Linked DNA regions of Homo sapiens: region 2 is linked to region 1. Evidence: read pairs that join two places in POLR2A ChIA-PET (ENCODE). Cell type or tissue: OCI-LY7. All regions are shown on one strand. Each heading gives the region's core, and the rest is flanking DNA. Links, peaks and the distances in the headings are about the cores only.

Region 1 (10,362 bases), core at 680-8,679:
GTGGACATTAAGGTTGTTTTTAATTTGTCCCTATTCTGTAGACGGAGCTGGGAATAATTAATTGGAAACAAATTTGAAGGTGCCGGGTGCAGTGGCTCAAGCCTATAATCCCAGCACTTTGGGAGGCCGAGGTGGGCAGATCACCTGAGGTCAGGAGTTCGAGACCAACCTGGCCAACATGGCAAAACCCCATTTCTACTAAAAATACAAAGATTAGCTGGGCGTGGTGGTGGGTACCTGTAATCCCAGCTACTCGGGAGGCTGAGGCAGGAGAATGGCTTGAACCTGGAAAGTGGAGGTTGCAGCGAGCCTAGATCGTGCCACTGCACTCTAGCCTGTGTGACAGAGTGAGACTCCATCTCAAGGAAAAAAAAAAAAAAGAGAGAACGAAAACCCACGAACTAGAGGAAACTCGAATTGTGGAAAAAATAAAGTGTTCATAAAGCCAGTTCAGGGTGTTTAGGAATTAGGAATCCTTAGGGAAAACACAGGGGCAGTAGTTTGGATCACATTGCCATCATGACAAAACGACAGTCAAATTGCATTGTAGTGAATATTTGTCTTTTTTGGTTGCCCACCATAGGAATCATCTTATGGGGAATTTCCTATCTTATGAGATAGAGCTCACCTCTGGAATAACCAGGTATCAGACTTCCCAGCCTCCTTTGCAAATGGACCGGGATGCATGAGCTTAGAAATGCAAATCACATGCACCTGCACATGGCTTTGGATGAGAAGCTGGTGACAGAAAGAAGCAGCGGCCACAAGGAATCTATTCCTGGGCCAGGTGCAGTGGCTCATACCTGTAATCCTAGCACTTTAGGAGGCTGAGGAGGGTGGATCACCTGAGGTCAGGAGTTTGAGACCAGCCTGGACCACACGGAAAAACGTCTCTACTAAAAATACAAAAATTAGCCAGGCTTGGTGGCGGGTGCCTGTAATCCCAGGTACCTGGGAGGCTGAGGCAGGAGAATCACTTGAAGCCAGGAGGCAGAGGTTCCAGTGAGCTGAGATCGTGCCACTGCACTCCAGCCTGGGTGACAGAGGGAGACTCCATCTCCAAAATAATAATAATAATAATAATAATAATAATGCATTTTTGTGAGGGTGGCAGAAGCAGTGGTTGTGTCCAAATCTGGAAGACACATGGCAATGATTCTGGAAACAGTATCGAGGGGTCTCAGTACTGACACAGCCTGAAGCACTGACACCCTCAGGGTTGCAACACCACTGTCCTCACTGGGTTAGTTCTATGGTGCAATTATGGGATTTCATCTGACTGTTTACCGCTGTGTGGTCGTTCTGTTCCTCCTGAGAGGTCTGCAACTGACTCAACCATTTAATAAATTTTATTTCCATTTCAATAAGTCAGAATTAGTTTTTATTAAATGCAAGTAAAATTTCTGATGGATGTACACGTTACATTGATTTCTATATATTTACTATGTATACCTTTAATCCAATAGTGTCTTTTGTTTGTTTGTTTGTTTTGTTTTTGTTTTTGTTTTTGACAGTCTCGCTTTGTTGCCCAGGCTGGAGTGCAGTGGCACAATCTCGGTTCACTGCAACCTCCACCTCCTGGGTTCAAGCGATTCTCCTGCCTCAGCCTCCCAAGTAGCTGGGACTACAGGTGCCCACCACCACGCCTGGCTAATTTTTATATTTTTAGTAGAGTTGGGGTTTCACCATGTTGGCCAGGCTGGTTGCGAACTCCTGACCTCAAGTGATCTGCCTGCCTTGGCCTCCCAAAGTGTTGGGATTACAGGTGTGAGCCACTTCCCCCAGCCCCAGTAGTGTCTTTATACTATAAAATGATTGTAGGATCAGGAAATACATCCAGGATTAAGAGAGTTTTTCAGAAGCTTTGGGCTTTTAAAAATAATACAAAATATTTGCATAGCTAATAATGTAAGATATTTGCATGGATGATCTAAGCTTAAAATTTTATAGAAGTCATTTAAAAGGATTGGAGAGGGATCTTGTTTTAGTTAATAAATTGGGTCATATATTGAAGTTTCCAAAAGCCATGAAGGTTGGGATGAAAACATTATTTATAATGAATCTCATACTGAGTTATTTTCCCAAATGGCGGTACATTTACATAATAGCAGGAAGTCTTGATTTTCCATGTTGCTGTGATTCTAGCTCATTTAGTCCAATAGCATATCATTAATAACTCTTAGGTCAGCCTTGCACCACTATTGAAATCTGTGTCTGGGGGATACCTAAGAGAAAGAAAATACTTTTTCCAGCCATCTTCCCCTTCCACACAGGAATATCAAAGCACATACATACAGATATATTTAGGTCAAGGATTTTGTGAGGTTTCTAGCCGTGCATTTTAATTGAGGTTTTATATGAGGTTAGGGGGAGGTGGGAGTTTTTGGGCCAGAATCTGGAATGCAGGATACTGTTCGGTTATGAAATGGTATCCTTTCAGCAAACCTTCCCTGAATCCCTTTCAGGCTACTCTAGGTGCTGAGGTCATGCATAACTTACAATTATATTCAACTCCAAGTAATAGAAAGCCCCAAATAATAGTGGCTTAAGTTAGAAAAAAGCCTACAAGTAGTCCAGGGCTGATATTGCTTTAAATACTGTTAGTGACCCAGGATTCTCCTGTTTTATTGCTCTGGTAGGGGTTGCTTTCACCCCCAAGGTCCCTTGTGGTCCAAGAGGGGCTGCTATAGCAGCAGCCGTTATTCCGCATCCCAGCCAGCAGGAAACAGGAAGCAGAGAAGGGCATGCTTCCTCCTTTTAGGATACTTCCTGGTTAGCGCTTAGTCACATGACCATGCGTAGCTACAAGGGATGCTGGAAAATACAGTCTTTATCCCAGTAGCCATGTGCCCAGCTAAGAACTGGAGTGTCTTTAATGGAGGATGATGAAGAGAGTAGATTCCCAAAGACAATTAGCTGCCTCCATCCCAAGCAGTTACAGAGAATTAGAGTTTATCTTCTAAGGGAGGAAACCAACATGTGCACTGTCAACTACCTTCTTGCAATGTGTTAAATTGCAAGAGTGAGGTAGTCAAAGTGTTGTAGTCAAAGGGCTGTGGGAGTGGCAAGAAGGGAGAAGCAGCCTGGGACAGTGTAGAGGCCCATCAGACTTGCTCTAGAGCTTGACTACCAGGGCTTGAATTTGTTTTTGGCATTTCCTACCCATGATGACCTCAGGCAAATTCAAAACCTCTTTGAGCTGCAGCTCCTCACCCTATCCCCTGCTTCCTAGGGTTACTAAGTAAAATACAGGACACCCAGTGTTCCAATGCTTATACTAAAATATTGTTATTTATCTTAAATTTAAATTTAATGAAGTGTCCTGTTTTTTTGTTTGTTTGCTAAATCTAGCAATTCTACCCCTTCCCCATCTGTAAGATGGGGAGTTATTCAACATAATAAAAATATAGTTAATGAATAAACAAATACTGATTCCCGGAGAGCTTATTATATGCTGGGTATTGTTCTAGGAATAGGGGTTAAACTTACACTATGGGGTTATTTGAGGATTAACCAAAAAACCCCCCTGTACAGAGCTGGGCCTGGAGGAGGCTCAGAGCTCCTTGACTGGTTCTATGGCTGCTGCTCCTACTCTTTGGCCTAGAAAGCTCTGATGGAGAAGAGGCTGGAGGGTCCATGCAGAACAACTTCTGACAGGGGTGCTTTGGAACCTGTGACAGGGTTGATGGACTCTGACCATCTTGAGTGGCCACAGGAGGCGTCTTGCTCACCCTGAGATCTGGGCCATGTGCTTGCTTCTCTAGAAAGCCCTCTGGGGCCAGTCTGGCTGGAGCCATCTCTCCTACCTCTGAATTCATTGTATGTGTCTATATTTCTTTCTTGGCCCTTATGAGAAAGAAATACTTATACCTTCTTTTGTTCTATAAAAGGTTTGAGGTGACTTAGTTGGCAATTTCTTGTTGACTGCATTGGCACAGGTCTTCTGTTTACCCTCTTTCTCTCTCTCTCTCTCTTTTTTTTTTTTTTTTTTTTTTTGAGATAGGGTCTTGCTCTGTCACCCATGCTGGAGTGCAGTAGCGTGATCACAGCTAACTGCATCCTTGATCTCCTGGGCTCAAGTTGATCTTCCCACCTCAGCGTCCCAAGTAGCTGGGACTACAGGTGTGTGACACCAGGTCTGGCTAATTTTTGTATTTTTAGTAGAAACAGAGTCTTGCCATGTTGCCCAGGCTAGTCTTGAACTCCTGGGCTGAAGCTATTCATCTACCTCAGCCTCCCAAAGTGCTGGGATTATAGGCCTGAGCTACTGCGCCCAGCCATTTCTCTCTCTCTTTCTTTGATTAGCTCTTGTAGTAGTATTTGATGTTCTGTGGTCTCTCTGCCTTGTTTGTAAACTTCCTAAATTCTGAGGCCATGGCCCACAACCCATAAGAAGTAGTCTTCAGCATCTCCTGAGAGGCCGATTGACCCTACCCATCTTTAGAGTCTTTGGATGGAGAGTTAGTTTCAACCCCTCCCATGCCTCTCCCTGGCACCAGCTGGGGGATCCTAGAGAGTCCTCCCCTGGTCTGCCCACTGACCATAATGCTATCAGCAGGCTACACAGCTCTGCAAGCAACAACCCCAGGAGCTGCCATGATGGACAGAGAGAGGCCGTGAAAATGGTAGAGCAGTTTAAGAGTAACCGTTCTAGAGAGAACCCTTATTTCTTATTTGTATTGCAGCTTTGGCTGGGCCCTGTGCTTCCTCACAGGGTAATGCCACCCGTTTTTTTTGGTGTGCGCCCTCCCCCCGCGCCCGCCACTTTAGATCACTTCTGCATTCACCCCTGCCTTTCTGCCTTGCAGCTGGTGGGTGTAGGGGGTGCTCTGGGAGTGCAGATGCATCTTGACATCAGCCTAAGTCACACATGATTAAGAAGGTAAATCTGCTGGGGGAAGTAGTGAGAGATAGATGATTCCTATTAGCATCTGAAACCAATTATAAATGCTTTTGCATTAACCGCCGCTGGGGATTTTCCGTGGCACTTCATACACAATTGGGAATTGATTGCGCTAGGATGCAGAACAGCAGGAGAAAACAAAAGGGAACGGGATTTACTGGCCCTTGAATAAGGAGCGAAGCATTATGTCCTTCCCTACACAGGACACCGTTTTCTTTCCCTAGATCGGGGGTTGGCAAACTTCTTCTGTAAATGGTCGGAGAGTAAATATCTTCTGCTTTGTGGGCTATACAGCTTCTGTCACAACTACTCAGCTCTATTGTAGAAGAAACAGCCATAGATGATAAATCAATGCATCAATGATGGGCCATAACTAGGTTCCCATAAAACTTTTTTTTTTTTTTTGAGTTGGAGTCTCGCTCTGTCACCCAGGCTGGAGTGCAGTGGCGCCATCTCGGCTCACTGAAATCTCTGCCTCCCGGGTTCAAGCAATTCTCCTGCCTCAGTCTCCCTAGTAGCTGGGATTACAGGTGCCCGCCACCATGCCTAGCTAATTTTTATATTTTTAGTAGAGACGGGGTTTCCCCACGTTGGCCAGGCTGGTCTCAAACTCCTGACCTCAAGTGATCTGTCCGCCTTGGCCTCCCAAAGTGCTGGGATTACAGGAGTGAGCCACAGTGCCCAGCCCCAATAAAACTTTATTTATAAAAACAGGCATAACCAGACTTGGCCTGTGAGTTGTAGTATACCAAATCTTGCACTAGCGTTTAGGAGGGCCCAGTTCACTCCTTCTTTCTCCCTTTCTTTGGAAGTTTCAGGCTGCTCTGCCTATGGAGTAGCCAATCTTTATTCCTTTACTTTCTTAATAAACTTGCTTCCATTAAAAAAAAAAAAAAGTTTCAACTAGTGCAGTTTAGCACCCACCCTGCCCCCCATGGCTCCAACCCAGTTCTTGGGGTCGGGGGAGGAGCACTGCCCTCCAGGAGAGACCCACTTTGTAATTAAGGTTGATATTTTCTGGACTGAGTTTTGTACAGCCAGTTCTTGGCAAAGAGCGCTTGAGCTGACTTTTCTTGTTAATGACTCCTGCTTCATGAGCCTATTCAGATGGTCCCCCTGCAACTTCATCTAGCCATATAAACTTTTCCAATCTGTGCTGATGAGTTCCTGGAGACAGGATATGGAGCCCAGCTCTCCTCAAGGGCATTGCTGTCCAAAGCCTCACCCACCAGGATAGTCCCTACTCAAAACCAGGCAGCAGAGCTCTCACGGGTTCAGCTACCCTCTCACAGGCTGGTTTAAGAACACAAAAAAATTAAAGATGTATAATTATACATTCATGTATACGTGTGTCTATAGCTTCATAAAATTGTAAAAACACATAATGTAGAATTTACCATCGTAACTATTTTTAAGTATGTAGTACCATAATGGTAACTATATGCACATCATGTGCAAAAGATCTCTAGGATGTTTTATATTACGAAACTGAAACTCTATATCCGTTAAATAACTCCCCTTTTCCCCCTCTTCCCCAGCCCCTAGCAATCACCATTCTACTTTGTTTCTACAAACTTGACTGCTTTGGATGCCTCGATATAAGCGGTGCGTCGTGTGGTATTTGTTCTTCTGTGACTGGCTTATTGCACTTCGCATAATGTTCTCAAGGTTTTTCCATGGTGTAGCATAAGATGGATTTTCCTCCTTTTTAAGGCTAAGACGCTGTTGTAAGCACAGACCACATTCTCTTTATCCATTCATCCATGGATGGACATATAGTCGCTTCTACCTCTTGGCTATTGTGAATAATGCTGCAACGAACAAAGGTGTGCAAATATCTCTTTGAGATCCTGTTTTCAATTCTTTTGGGGGTATATCCAGAAGTGGGATTGCTGGATCATATGGCAATTCTATGTTTAATTTTTTGAGAAATCTCCATCGAGTTTTCCATAGCAGCTACATCATTTCGCATCCCCACCAACACATTTATAGCTTTTATTTTTTAAAAAAAGAAAAAAAGGTAAACAGGATCACCTGCATAGTTTCATTCACTTATTCATTCACAAATATTTATTGAGCGCCCACCCATGGCTAGACAGTGGGGTGTTACGTTGAACCAGACAAATCACTACCCTCTTGGAGTTAGCCTTTTTGGGCAGATAGTAAACAAATAGACATATAATTCTGCTAGAGAAATAGAAAAGAGCTTAATTTAGCTATGTTTGGGGAAAAAAAGTGGCGTCAGGGGTTCCAGAATAGAAATAGAGGGAGTGGCCCTTCTTACGACCCTTCCCAGGTGAGGCTTCTGCAGAAACCCAGTCGGAGCCAGCTATTGTAAGCCTACTCACCAGACTTAAAAAAAAAATGAAGTAAGGGGGCAGGGTCCGTGGCTCATGCCTATAACCTTGAGTCCAGGAGTTAAGGCTGCAACGAGCTATGATTGCACCACTGCATTCTAGCCTGGATGACGGAGCCAGACCCTGTGTCTAAAATAAATTAATAAATTAATAATAATAAATTAAGGTGAGGCCGGGCATGGTGGCTCATGCCTGTAATCCCAGCTTTTAGGGAGGCAGAGGCGGGAGGATAGCTTGAGCCCAGGAGTTTGAGACTTACCTGGGCAATATAGCGAGATCCCATTCTCCACAAAAAGGAAAAAAAGACAAAAATTAAGGTGAAATTCACATAACATAAAAGTAACCATTTTAATTGAACAATTCAGTGGCATTTAGTATATTTGCAATGTTCTACAAGTACAAATTCTATGTCTTTCCAAAAAAATTTTAGTCACTCCAAAATAAAACCCTATACCCATAAAACAGTCATTACCTATTCCCCACTCTGGCAGCCCCTGACAACCACAATCTGCTTTCTCTCTTTTTTTTTTTTTTTTTTTTTTTTTGAGAAGAGTCTCACTCTGTCACCCAGGCTGGAGTGCAATGCCATGATCTTGGCTCACTGCAACCTCCACCTCCTGGGTTCAAGCGATTCTTCTGCCTCAGCCTCCCGAATAGCTGGGATTACAGGCACCTGCCATCATGCCCAGCTAATTTTTGTATTTTTGTAGAGATGGGGTTTCATCATGTTGGCTGGGCTGGTCTTGAACTTCTGACCTTCGGTGATCCACCCATCTTGGCCCCCCAAAGTGCTGGGATTACAGGATTGAGCCACCGCACCCAGCCCAATCTGCTTTCTCTTTCTGCAGAGTTCCCTATTCTGGCTATTTCTTACAAATGGAATCATACAATATGTGGTGTTTGGTGTCTGGCTTCTTTCACTGAGCATAATGTTCTGGAGGTTCATCTGCATTGTGGCATGGATCAGCACTTCATGCCTTTTCATGGCTGAATGATAATATTCTATTGTATGGATAGACCCCATTGTGTGTATCCATTCATCAGTTGATGGACATTTGGGTTGCTTCTACCTTGTGCCTGTTGTGAATAGTACTGGCATGAACATTTATGTACAAGGATTTGTTTGATTTGAGTCTGTTTTCAATTTTGGGGGATACTATGATCACAGATTTTTTGCAGCTTAGGACTCACTCGGGTTCCATTCATTATAAGAAGCAGAGGGTGACGTGACTTGGCTCAGTGAGTTAGTGAAGCTTCAAATCTGAACTGGGGTTGGGATTTCCAGGCAGTGTTCCCACCACTGCACATGCTATAGTTTCATTTCCATCCCCTTCGCTGCCTGGCTGGGCCTCTGGAGGTTGTCTCCTGAAGCCCTGCCTTCCCACTGCTGTTCCTAAGGTAGCTGGAGGTGAAATCAGACTGTCCTTGGCAGCAGGGATTGGGCTCTGACCTCATATCTGCCCCATGTAAGGCCTTTTTTTTTTTTTTTTCTGAGACAGAGTCTTGCTCTGTTGCCCAGGCTGGAGTGCAGTGGCACGATCTCGGCTCACTGCAACCTCCACCTCCCAGGTTCAAGCAATTATCCTGCCTCAGCCTCCCAAGTAGCTGGGATTACAGGTGCCCACCGCCACACCCGGCTAACTTTTGTATTTTTAATAGAGACAGGGTTTCGCCATGTTGGTCAGTCTGGTCTCGAACTCCTGACCTCAGGTGATCCCCCCGCCTCAGCCTCTTGAAGCGCTGGGATTACAGGTGTGAGCCATCATGCCTGGCCCAATGTAAGGCCTTTGGTATGGCAGCCTTTGCTTTGGGAGCAGTGATAGGTGTTATGGGCCAGTTGAGGTGACCAGGGGAGGTTGTGGAAACTGCTTTTGTGGGAGGAAAGCAGTCTCTTTCCTCCCTGTCTCTTCGGATCTCCTCTCATGGATCCCTCCAGTGGATCCCCTAGGGTAGGAAAGAGATCCTTGCCCTGGGATTGTGATCCAAGTGATTTTAAGATTCACTGAGTTGGCTGGGTGTGGTGGCTCACGCCTGTAATCCCAGCACTTTGGGAGGCCGAGGTGGGCAGATCACGAGGTCAGGAGATGGAGACCATCTTGGCTAATACGGTAAAACCCCATCTCTACTAAAAATAGGAAAAATTAGCTGGGCATGGTGGTGGGCACCTGTAGTCCCAGCTACTTGGGAGGCTGAGGCAGGAGAATGGCGTGAACCCAGGAGTGAGCTGAGATCACGCCACTGCACTCCAGCCTGAGTGACACAGCGAGACTCCGTCTCAAAAAAAAAAAAAAAAAAAAAAAGATTCACTGAGCAGGTGGCAGAGGAGGCCAAAGGCCTTGGTGCTGAAGTTCTCTTTTCAGATGCTTTCTACTTTAGGAAGAATGATTTGTTAAGTTCCAAGCATCACCCATTGGTGCTATCTGGGAGTGCCATCATTGGTCAAATTAAATATAAGCAAGAAAGAGGAAAATGGATAAACTGATATTGAGTGGGAAAAAAAGAACAGAGCCTGCAGAGTAGAAAATGAGAACAGAAATGAGATGTTCCCATGGTGGAGAGGGCCGTGCCTCCTGCAGGCCCAAAAGCTCAGTTGCCTGCCTCTGTCTTTGACCTTGAGGGGCTGAATTTTCTCCAGCACTTAGCAAAGAACCCAGTGTGTGGTAGATGCTCATAATGAGTCAGCACAAATGAATGATGTCTTCCATTGGAATGAGGCTGGGATGGGGCACGTGGAGCTTACCAAGTTGCCACTGAACCCAAATCTTCGGGATTCTTTCTCCCTGAGATGCGAAATCAATTCTTGGGCATTCAAGTAACTCAGTTACCTGTGCTCCAGGCAGAATCAAAAAGTGAAATATCAGCTAGTTTGGGTTCAATTTTGAAAATAATCATGTCTAGGTCACTCTGGCTTCAGGTTCTCAATTTTCTGATTGACAGAGGTTGCGAGAACTCTGTATTCGCTTATTAGTCTAATGGACAGACTAGCCCGTGGCATCCCCGGGCAGAGCTGCTTTTATTTTCCACTGTATTCCTTAACTGACCACTGGGGGACATCTGCATTATCTAATTTATTCCTTTGGAGCATTTAATTTTGGATGATTG
Region 2 (10,362 bases), core at 882-8,881, 77 kb after region 1:
GGAAAAACCTTAGCTCTTTAATAGTTTTCTATAGTTATCAAAAACCTGATAAAGACAACGTGAAGGACAAAAAGTTATTTTGGTAGAACGCAGTCTTCATTTCCTTTGCCAGTTTCCTAAAAGGTAAAGAAACCCCCCAACTTTTTTTTTTTTACCTTGTTTTCTTTTTTTTTCTTTTTTCTTTCTTTTTTTTTTTTTTTTTTTTGAGATGGAGTTTCATTCTTGTTGCCCAGGCTGGAGTGCAGTGGCGTGATCTCGGCTCACTGCAACTTCTGCCTCCCGGCTTCAGGCGAATTCTCCTGCCTTAGCCTCCCAGGTAGCTGGGATTACAGGCACCCACCACCATGCTTGGCCGATTTTTGTATTTTTAGTACAGACAGGTTTCACCATGTTGGCCAGGCTGGTCTTGAACTCCTGACCTCAGGTGATCCACCTGCCTCAGCCTCCCAAAGTGCTGGGATTACAGGGGTGAGTCACCACGCCCTGCTGATCACAATAAAATTTCTTTCACATGATTCACCGTCCACAAACCTCCTACAACCTTCTTATATTCCATCAGTTTTTTATTTATCCTATCTATACCTTCCCTCTTTCTCATTTTGGGGCAACCTGTCATTCTACGTTAGGGTGAAAATTACTCTTTTTTTCCTTAACAAAGACACATATTTCATACCTCATAGCTTCACTTAACAAAAACATATCTTTTTTTTCCTTGCATATGGAGTTGTTTCCCATATTATTTCCAGTTTTTTTTTTTTTTTGGAGACAGTTTCAGTCTTGTCGCCCAGGCTGGAGTGCAATGGCGCGATCTCGGCTTACTGTAACCTCAGCTTCCCAGGTTCAAGTGATTCTCCTGTCTCAGCCTCCTGAGGTGGCAGCCGCCCCCATGCCCGGCTAATTTTTGTATTTTTTGTGGAGACAGGGGTTCACCGTGTTGGTCAGGCTGGTCTCGAACTCCTGACCTCAGGTGATCTGCCTGCCTCAGCCTCCCCAAAGTGCTGGGATTACAGGCGTGAGCCACTATGCCTGGGCTTATTTCCAGTTTTCACTAGCTTATATTGATTAGAATTTTAAACTGTTACTAACCTCAATTTCTAGTGAAAACATAAGAAGTAAAACAATTTTAAACTGTTATATACTAACATTTCATGAATATACATTTGTAATTTCTAGAAATATGTGCTTCCTCCTAGAACAATGTTTTCATGTTTATGAACAAACCCAAATATATTCAGCTTCTCTATATTGTACAAAACCAAGATGCCAAAGTATTTATACTTGAAACTTATGTTTAGCAGTTAATGTTCTAGTATTTTAACTAAGAAATGACTCAGACATTTTATAAATATCTATTACTTTAAAATTCCAAATTGCTGCAAAAGATTTTTGAAACAATGACAAATTCATTTATAAACTTTTATGCTGTCCATATTCACCTAATTTATTCTTTTTTTTTTAACAGTTATTATTTAATTGCTCACTAAACAAAACTAGCCATTGAAAGCATTCAGGGAATGCCACCCCAAAATGTGTTGCTTTGGTAGTCACATTTTTGGTATATTAATTACTTTGAGTTGAAGGCAAAACACAGGGCAAGGCCTCCTGAGTTCTCTTTCATCTGCCAAAAGACAGATCCTACAAAAGGAACTCAACTGCGTCAGTCTTCTGAAGATTAACCCTTTTTTATTTTTTTGAGACAGAGTTTCGCTCTGTCAGCCAGGCTGGAGTGCAGTGGTGCGATCTCGACTCACTGCAACCTCCACCTCCCAGGTTCAAGCAATTCTCTTGCCTCTTTCTCCCTAGGAGCTGGTATTACAGGTGCCTGCTACCATGCCTGGCTAATTGTTGTATTTTTAGTAGAGAGGGGGTTTCGCCATGTTGGCCAGGCTGGTCTCAAACTCCTGACCTCAGGTGATCTGCCCGTCTGGGCCTGCAAAAGTGCTGGGGTTACATATGTCAGCCACTGCACCCGGCCAAGATTAACTCCTATCACAGGAGACGAGATCAGAAGGCCACCCCAGCTGGCCCATCATCCATTCTTCCAAGGACCTATCTATCTTTTCCGCATTTACTCTGCGGATATTTTCTTTATCCCCCGACTGTTTTCATTCTAGCAAGGGGGTTAAATCAGAGGACACTTCGATTACTCATTATTGCCCCCAGGGATTGTCAGCTAGCCTGATAACCAGATTTCAGGCCAAAATAGTATTATTTGCCAAGACAAACAAACACGCAAGCCTGGTGAAGACAAAATGGTGAAAGGCAAGGCCTGTGAAACAAAGTTAAGTCTTGACCTTCTCCATTTTGAAAGTTTCTAGTGATTTAGGGTGCAAAGAGGGACACACCCCACAAATGGAGACTTTTCCCACAGAAGTAAATTTCTTTTACAAAAAAAAAAAAAAAAAAGAGTCTAAAACGAAATAACTAAAATAACTAAAGATAGGCAGCTTCCCAAGCCAGCCTGTGTTTTCTTTTTTTGGAGATAGAGTCTTGCTCTGTCCCCCAGGCTGGAGTGCAGTGGCACGATCTTGGCTCACTGCAACCTCCATCTCTGGGGTTCAAGCGATTCTTGTGCGTCAGCCTCCCAAGTAGCTGGGACTACAGGCACCTACCAATGTTCCCGGCTAATTTTCGTATTTTTGTAGAGACAGGGTTTCACCATGTTCGCCAGGCTGGTCTCGTACTCCTGACCTCAAGTGATCTGCCCGCCTCGGCCTCCCAAAGTGCTAGGATTACAGGCGTGAGCCACCGCGCCTGGCCTCAGCCTGCATTTTCTAACTAGATTACTGAATTCAGGTGGAAACCCATTATGAACAGGGCTGAATTTAAGATTTTCACCAAACCATAAAAGTGGCTAAAGAAGCAGACCTCGTTGATCTGAGAGCTTAACTTTTATAAATCACTTTTATTTGTTTTTGTTTTTAAGATTGGAAGGTTACTAAGAGAAAAAGTAAATTCAGACTAGGCAGAGGAGGATAGAAAGATAGAGAAAAGGTGCGGTCAGAATTGTCAGTCAACATAAAATATTTTTTCTCATCAATGAGTCACTTAAGCTTTCTATTTGCCTTTTATAAAGAATCTATTAAAAGAGGCAATGTTTGATTCATTTAATCATTTAGATGCCCCTGCAAACCAGTTAAAAGTGCATCCTGGCCAGGTGCAGCGGCCCCTGCTGTAATCCCAGCACTTTGGGAGGACAAGGCGGGTGCGTGGCTTGAGCCCAGGAGTTCAAGACCAGCCTGGACAACATGGCGAAACCCCATCTTGATATACATGTATATACATCTCCCACAAAAAATTAACTGGGCATGGTTGCAGGTGCCTGTACTCAGGAGGCTGAGGCAGGGAGGATCAATTGAGCTCAGGAGGCAGAGGTTGCAGTGAGTTGAAATCATACCGCTGCACTCCAGCCTTGGTGACAGAGCAAGACTGTGTCTCAGGAAAAGAAAAAAAATGCATCCCATTGTTTTTTGGGGTGTTTTGATTCTTCCTTTTCTAATGTGCCTCACAAATAAAAATTAAATATAGTTTAAAGCTTCCCCACTGTGGCCACTGTAAGTCTTCTTGGTAAAGTTCTCTCTTTCTCTAGAAAAGCACAGGTTCTGGGTTCATAGTTCTTGTACATGAAATTGGCAGGAGTTCCAGTTAGAGGAGTAGATAGGAGGATAGATTCATGGAGACCCCTTGGATCCAGGTGAACCCATGACTCCCTGTCTTCTCGTAACCTTCCCCACCTACCAGATCCAAGCCAGCTTGTTTGACCCAGGCAGGCACCTGAGGCCTCCCTACAGGACTCAGTCCCGTCTTTGTCATGACTTTGACTTTTGCCAGTGACTTGCCAGCCACCACAGATCCCAGAAGCTCACGTGCTCTCATCCAGCACAATCTAATCCTGGATGCAAAAGCCAAAAAAAGATCAGGGACTCAATGTAAAAAGAGCAGAGTCCAGCCGGGTGCGGTGGCTCATGCCTGTAAACTCAGCATTTTGGGAGGCCGAGGCGGGTGGATCACTTGAGGTCAGGAGTTCCAGACCAGCCTGGCCAACATGGTGAAACCCCGTCTCCACTAAAAATACAAAAATTAGCTAGGCATGGTGGATGGCGCCTATAGTCCCAGCTACTCGGGAGGCTGAGGCAGGAGAATTGCTTGAACCAGGGAGGTGGAGGTTACATTGAGCCAAGATTATTCCACTGTACTCCAGCCTGGGTGACAGAGCGAGACTCCGTCTCAAAAAAAAACAAACAAACAAAAAACCAGAGTCCAATCTGAGAGGCATTCACCACCCTCGGGGCTCTGTGGGGAAGATGGGACCTCACGGGGCCAGCGGTGCCTCTCCTGTGCCCTCCAGGGGCCTTGGGAGTTGCCAGCAGTGTCCTCTGTGCCCCATAGTGGGCACCAAAAGTATCAGAAAGACAATTACAGCAAATTTAAAGATCTTAATTGACCTTTATTTACGATTCAAAAATCAGGCAGCCCACAGAACCGGAATGGCTTGAGAAGCCCAGGGCTGCAACGTGGTCAGGGGACATTTATGGACAGAAGATGGAAGGGCTGCACAGAGATAGCCTAATTGGTTACAGCCTGGTGTTTTGCCTTATTTGAACCAGCTGGCTGCCTATGATTGACTGACGCTCAGCTGCTATGATTGATTAAGATTTGGTGGCTTACTAATCCCAGCACTTTCAGAGGTTGAGGCAGGAGAATCGTTTGAGCCCAGGAGTTCAAGACCAACCTGGGCAACATAGGGAGGTCTCCGCTCCCCTCCACCCCTGCCCCTCGCCCCCTACCCGCCTTCCCTCATTTCTACATACACAAATTATCCAGCCATGGTGGCAATGTGCCTGTCGTCCTAGCTAATCGGGAGGGTGAGGTGAGAGGATTGCTTGAGCCCGGGAGGTTGAGGCTGCAGTGAGCTGTGATTGTACCACTGCACTCCAGCCTGGGCAACTGAGTGAGACCCTCTCTAAAAAAAAAAAAGAAAAAAAAGTGTACTCCTAAGCTAGGCTTTCAGTTAGTCTATGTCCCAGGCCAGGTTGCAGTTGCCGGGTGAGACTCAATTGTGCAGACATCCTCAGGCTTAAACAGGTCCTACCTCCTGTGGACCTCTGCTTCCTTTGAGAGCCTTAATGTGCCCAAATATGTGCATGAACTCCCCTCTGCCCCACCCCAATGTCACGCATGAATGAATGTGGAGCACTCTAACGGGAATTCATTTCATATCCCCCCTCGACTCCCCAGAAGAGCCCTTCTCTTCCAGAGACAGCCAGCAGCCAACTGGCTTGGGACAGGGACACTCCTGGCATCATGCAGGTTGGATTGGGAGGTGCATTGTTGACAGCTGGTGAAGGGAGAGTTTGCTTGTCATTTACTCCAGCATATGACCTCATCATGGACCTGGCTCCCAAAGCCCTTGGGGTTCACTTGCTCTGCCCTTCTCTTCTGGACCCTGATCCCTTCCAGATCCTTGTCATCGAGTCTTTGTTTCTTAAGGAGATTTTTTTGCTTCTTAATTTCTGAGCCCCCTCCACGATGGGATTGATAAGCCCCTTGATAAGCATCTGCAGCTCTCCCCAGCACTTGTCTCTAAATTCTTTTTTTTTTTTTTTTTGAGACGGAATCTTGCTCTGTCACCCAGGCTGGAGTGCAATGGCACGATCTTGGCTCACTGCAACCTGTGCCTCTCAGGTTCAAGCGATTCTCTTGCCTCAGCCTCCTGAGTAGTTGGGATTATAGGCACATGCCACCATACCTGACTAATTTTTGTGTTTTTAGTAGAGATGGGGTTTCACCATGTTGGCCAGGCCAGTTTCGAACTCCTGACCTCAAGTGATCCACCTGCCTGGGCCTCCCACTGTCTCTGGATTCTAATTGTTTGTCTTCTTTCCTCCCCAAACTAGAAGCACCTTGAGGGCAGAGGCGGTCTCTTTCACTGTTGAGCCTTGGTCCTTATTACAGGGCCTAGAACATAGTTGGCATCCAAAAATATTTTTAAAGTGAATGTTGAATAAATGTGGCGTGTGCATTAGAGTTTTTTTTTTTGTTTTTTTGTTTTTTTCGAGATGGAGTCTTGGTCCAGCTCCCAGGCTGGAGTGCAGTGGCGATCTTGGCTCACTGCAACCTCCGCCTCCCGGGTTCAAGAGATTCTCCTGCCTCAGCCTCCTGAGTAGCTGGGACTACAGGCATGCGCTACCAAACCCAGCTAATTTTTGTATTTTTAGTAGACACGGGGTTTCACCATGTGGTCAGGCTGGTCTCGAACTCCGGACTGTGTGGTCCACCCACCTCGGCCTCCCAAAGTGCTGGGATTACAGGCATGAGCCACCACACCTGGCCCGCATTAGAGATTTTCTTTGGGGTTGGCTGCCTCTCAGCTCAGCTTGATTTTTCCAGACCCCCCATGTGTGCTGATTTATATTACTGGAACATCAGAATGAAATCTCAAAATAGGCAGCAAGAAATCCTCCCTGCTGAGTCTATACGGAAATCAGTCTTTCTGATTCTCCCAATGAAGGAAGAAACTAATTGAATGTAAACTCATTACATCTCTGAAGCAGTTTGAAAATTTCCCCACGTTTTAATTATGATGAACATCTCAGGATGCAGTCATGCCAGGAAATGTCTCAAACCATCAGCTGCGTGGGGTGAGCTCAGGGCAGGGGGCGGTCGGCACCATGGGCTGGAGCCCTTTTTTATTAGTGGACATGTATTCTGGCATTATAAAGAATCCTGGGGTCACCTTGCTTGGGTTTGATCCTGGTTTCGCTAATCACTAGTTGTGGGAGCTCGGGCTAGTTAGCTAGACTTTGTAAGCCTGAGTTTCCCCATTTGTAAAATGGAGATGATAGTACTGTCTCCTGTATAGGATTGCTGTACAGATGAAATGAGTAAGTATATTTCAAGCATTTAACACAGTAATTGACACATAGCAAATGCTCATCAATACATGTTGATGACTATTCATATAAAATGGGTGGGAGACACATGAGCTGTTTGGGTTTGATGTAAGTCTGCGACTGTGGGTATCAGTTTTCCTCTAGTATGTGGCCCTCAGGGTTACTACTTACCTCTTTTATCCCTAGTTGATTAACTTCTCCATACAGACTCCTATAAACTTTCTTCTCAGTAGTATCAATCTTCTATCGTTTTTTCTTCATATATAATTAAAAAAAAAAAAGAAAATCAAATGGGCTCATACCATACATAATGGTTGTTTCTGTTGTTGTTTTGTTTGAGATGGGGTCGCGCTCTGTTGCCCAGGCTGGAATGCATTGGCACAATCTTGGCTCACTGTAGCCTCCGTCTCACTGGAGTGAACTCATCTCAGCTCATGTGATGGAGTAATATGTAACCACCAACATAACAAGAAAAAGATTAGAATACATTAAGTGAAAGAACATGTTTTTAAACATTAGGTTGGCCAGGCTCAGTGGCTCATGCCTATAATCCCAGCACTTTGGGAGGCTGAGGCAGGCTGATCACCTGAGGTCAGGAGTTCGAGACCAGCCTGGCCAACATGGTGAAACCTTGTCTCTACTAAAAATGCAAAAATTAGCCAGGCATGATGGCACGCTCCTGTAATTCCAGCTACTCGGGAGGCAGAGGCAGGAGAATTGCTTGAACCCGGGAGGTGGAGGTTGCAGTGAGCCAAGATTGTGCCACTGTGACTGCAGCTTGGGCAGGAATAAAACCACTAATTCTCTACCTCACCTTCCATGGTCCTGCCCTCTTTTCCAGTAGTAACCACTTTTGTCTGCTTTTTGAGACATTTTCTCCCACATTTCTAAATAAATGTGTTCTGCAGTTTCTCAGTTTGGAAGCCAGTGTCCCTGAGTTCTGGTAAATGTTATTTTATATGCCTTTAATAGTTCCCCTGGCTGGTCCTCTGTCCTCTCTTTATTAGTCTTATTAGTTGGCTACTGGCCTTCCTGGACTTAATCTCTCACTCTCCTCTCTTTTCGCTCTTTATTTTATCATCTGTTTGCTGCTTTGTTCTGCGTGGTGGAAAATTTCATTGATTCCATAAAAAGAGCAAAGTGTTTTCGGTTGTTTTTGCAGTTTTAGGTTTTGAAAACTCTCTTAGTCTTCCTGTTTTTTTTTTCCCCTCTAGCATCCTGTCTTTATGGGTTTATTTCATGCATCCTTATCTGTCTGATAATAATGAGAGGTTTTTCTTGTTATAAATGTTGTCCCCCTGGATTCTCCAGATTCCCTCTGAGAGGCTTTCTTCTTTTTTTTTTCTGGGGTTGATTTGGTCTCTGTCAGCAACACTGGGGGGCTTGCACTTAACACTCGGTAAAAAACGGGGCACCTTGTATTAGAAATAGCCAACATGTTGAGTGCCTAGAACACAGATGAGCTCATTTTGTCTTCACGACCACTTGATGGAGCTGGGGATGGTTATTCCAATTTTACAGCTGACAAAACTGAGGCCCATAGAGGTGACACGGGTCTGAATCAGTGTCCTAAGCCTGATGATACATTTTCTTTGATTTTTCTTCCATTACAGATGAGTTTCGACATTCCCTCTGGCACCAACAAACTTTTTGCTTTTTGCTTTTGAGATGGAATCTCGCTTTGTCACCCAGGCTGCAGTACAGTGGCGAGATCTCAGCTGACTGCAACCTCCACTTCCTGGGTTCAAGCGATTCTTTGGTCTCAGCCACCTGAGTAGTTGGGATTATAGGCACATGCCACCACACCTGGCTAATTTTTGTATTTTTTGTAGACACAGGGTTTCACCATGTTGGCCGGGCTGGTCTCGAACTCCTGACCTCAGGTGATCCGCCCGCCTCGGCCTCCCAAAGTGCCGGGATTACAGGCCTGAACCACGGCGACTGGCCTGAACTCTTGACGGCTCCCCCTCACTTCCTATTCCATCCTCACCTCCTAACCTGTCCTCCTTCACTGTGTCTCTTCTCAGTCAAGGCTGCCACCTTCTACCAAGTTGCACAGTCCCCAAACCTGAGTCATCTGGATTCCTGTCTGCCTTGGGTTGGAAAATGTCCTCACCCTGCAAATTCCTGTCTGCACAGAACCTGTGAATGTGACCTTCACAGGTCTTTTTAGGGCTCGGAAATGGGGTCTTTGTGGATATAAACAAGTTACTGTCATGGAAATTTAATCAAGTTAAGATGAGGTCATACCACATTAGGACTGGTGTCCTTATAAGAAGAGGGACACAGACAAACAGACAGGTGAGGGTGGCCGGGTGACTGGAGTGATGTATCCACAAGTCAAGGAACACCGAGGGCTTCTGGCAGCCACTAGAGGCAGGGAAGCTTTCTTCCCAAGAGCCTTTAGAGGGAGCGTGGCCCAGCTGACACCTTGATTTTGCATTTCTAACTTCTAGAACCGTGAGAGAATGAATTTCTGTTGTTATAAGCCACTCAGTTTGCAGTCTTTTGTTATAGCAGCTCCAGGAAACCAATACATTCTCTTTTACTGGATCTTGCCTTATTCTTCCATTGACAAGCCCTGTAATCCCTCCCTCCAAAATACATCCCGAATTGGATCATCTTTCCTCACCTGCACTGATGACACTGGTCCATGCCCCTCAAGGGGCCTTTCTGCTGGTCTCTCTGCTCTTGCCCACTCCATCCCTTCCCTTTCACCTCCCCCATCCCCAGAAGAGAGCTTTAAAAATGCAAGTCAGGCCAGGCATGGTGGCTCACGCCTGTAATCCCAGCACTTTGGGAGGCCGAGATGGGCGGATCACTTGAGGTCAAGAGTTCAAGACCAGCCTGGCCAACATGGTGAAACCCTGTCTCTAGTAAAAAATATAAAAATTCGCTGGGTGTGGTGGTGCGTGCCTGCAGTCCCAGCTACTTGGGAGGCTGAGGCATGAGAACTACTTGAACTCGGGAGGCAGAGGTTGCAGTGAGCCAAGATTGAGCCACTGCACTCCAGCCTGGGCGACAGAGTGAAACTGTGTCTCAAAAAAAAAAAAAAAAAAAGTCAGTTCACATGGCTCCCTGCTCCTATAAGATCCTAACTGCCTCATGGCCCATGAGGACCCACTCTCCTCCCCGCTGATAACCCTTCCTGCTTTGGTCATTCTGCTTCTGCCAAGGTCTTTTTTTTTTTTTTTTTTTTGCCACAAACAGACCAAACTTGTTCTGACCTTAAGAATTTGATATGCCTTCTATTTAGAATTGTATATGGCTCCTTCTCACCATTCAGGGCTCAGCTCAAATGTCACCTCCTCAGAGAAGCCTTCCCTGACTACCCAAGTCAAATGGAGTCCACACTGTTACTCTCCACCCCCGGACATGTTTGTTTGTTTGTTTGCTTTTAAATAGAGACAGTCTCACTCTGTTGCCCAAGCTGGAGTGCAGTGGTGCAATCTCAGCTCACTGCAACCTC

The links. ChIA-PET counts read pairs that join two places held together with the same protein. Peaks named below come from ENCODE experiments on the same cell type or tissue, not always from the same donor. Only the 100,000 strongest peaks of a DNase experiment are listed, where the experiment ranks them.
Region 2: POLR2A ChIA-PET joins it to region 1 with 8 read pairs; 5 of 35 experiments call an interaction of 5 or more read pairs at or near these places.

What each region holds. Positions count from the first base shown.
Region 1 is chr17:73,126,851-73,137,212 of GRCh38, reverse strand. No RefSeq gene overlaps it. Among named protein-coding and RNA genes, the nearest start is that of SSTR2, 33 kb to the left of the region's middle. RefSeq lists a silencer at 4,732-4,801 and an enhancer at 4,742-5,291. In OCI-LY7, for the core only: no CTCF peak of the experiment used is centred there; a DNase peak (open chromatin) is centred at 4,812; H3K27ac peaks cover 537 bases.
Region 2 is chr17:73,050,054-73,060,415 of GRCh38, reverse strand. The region is part of intron 3 of SLC39A11 (solute carrier family 39 member 11); the gene reads left to right. Among named protein-coding and RNA genes, the nearest start is that of SLC39A11, 37 kb to the left of the region's middle. In OCI-LY7, for the core only: no CTCF peak of the experiment used is centred there; no DNase peak of the experiment used is centred there.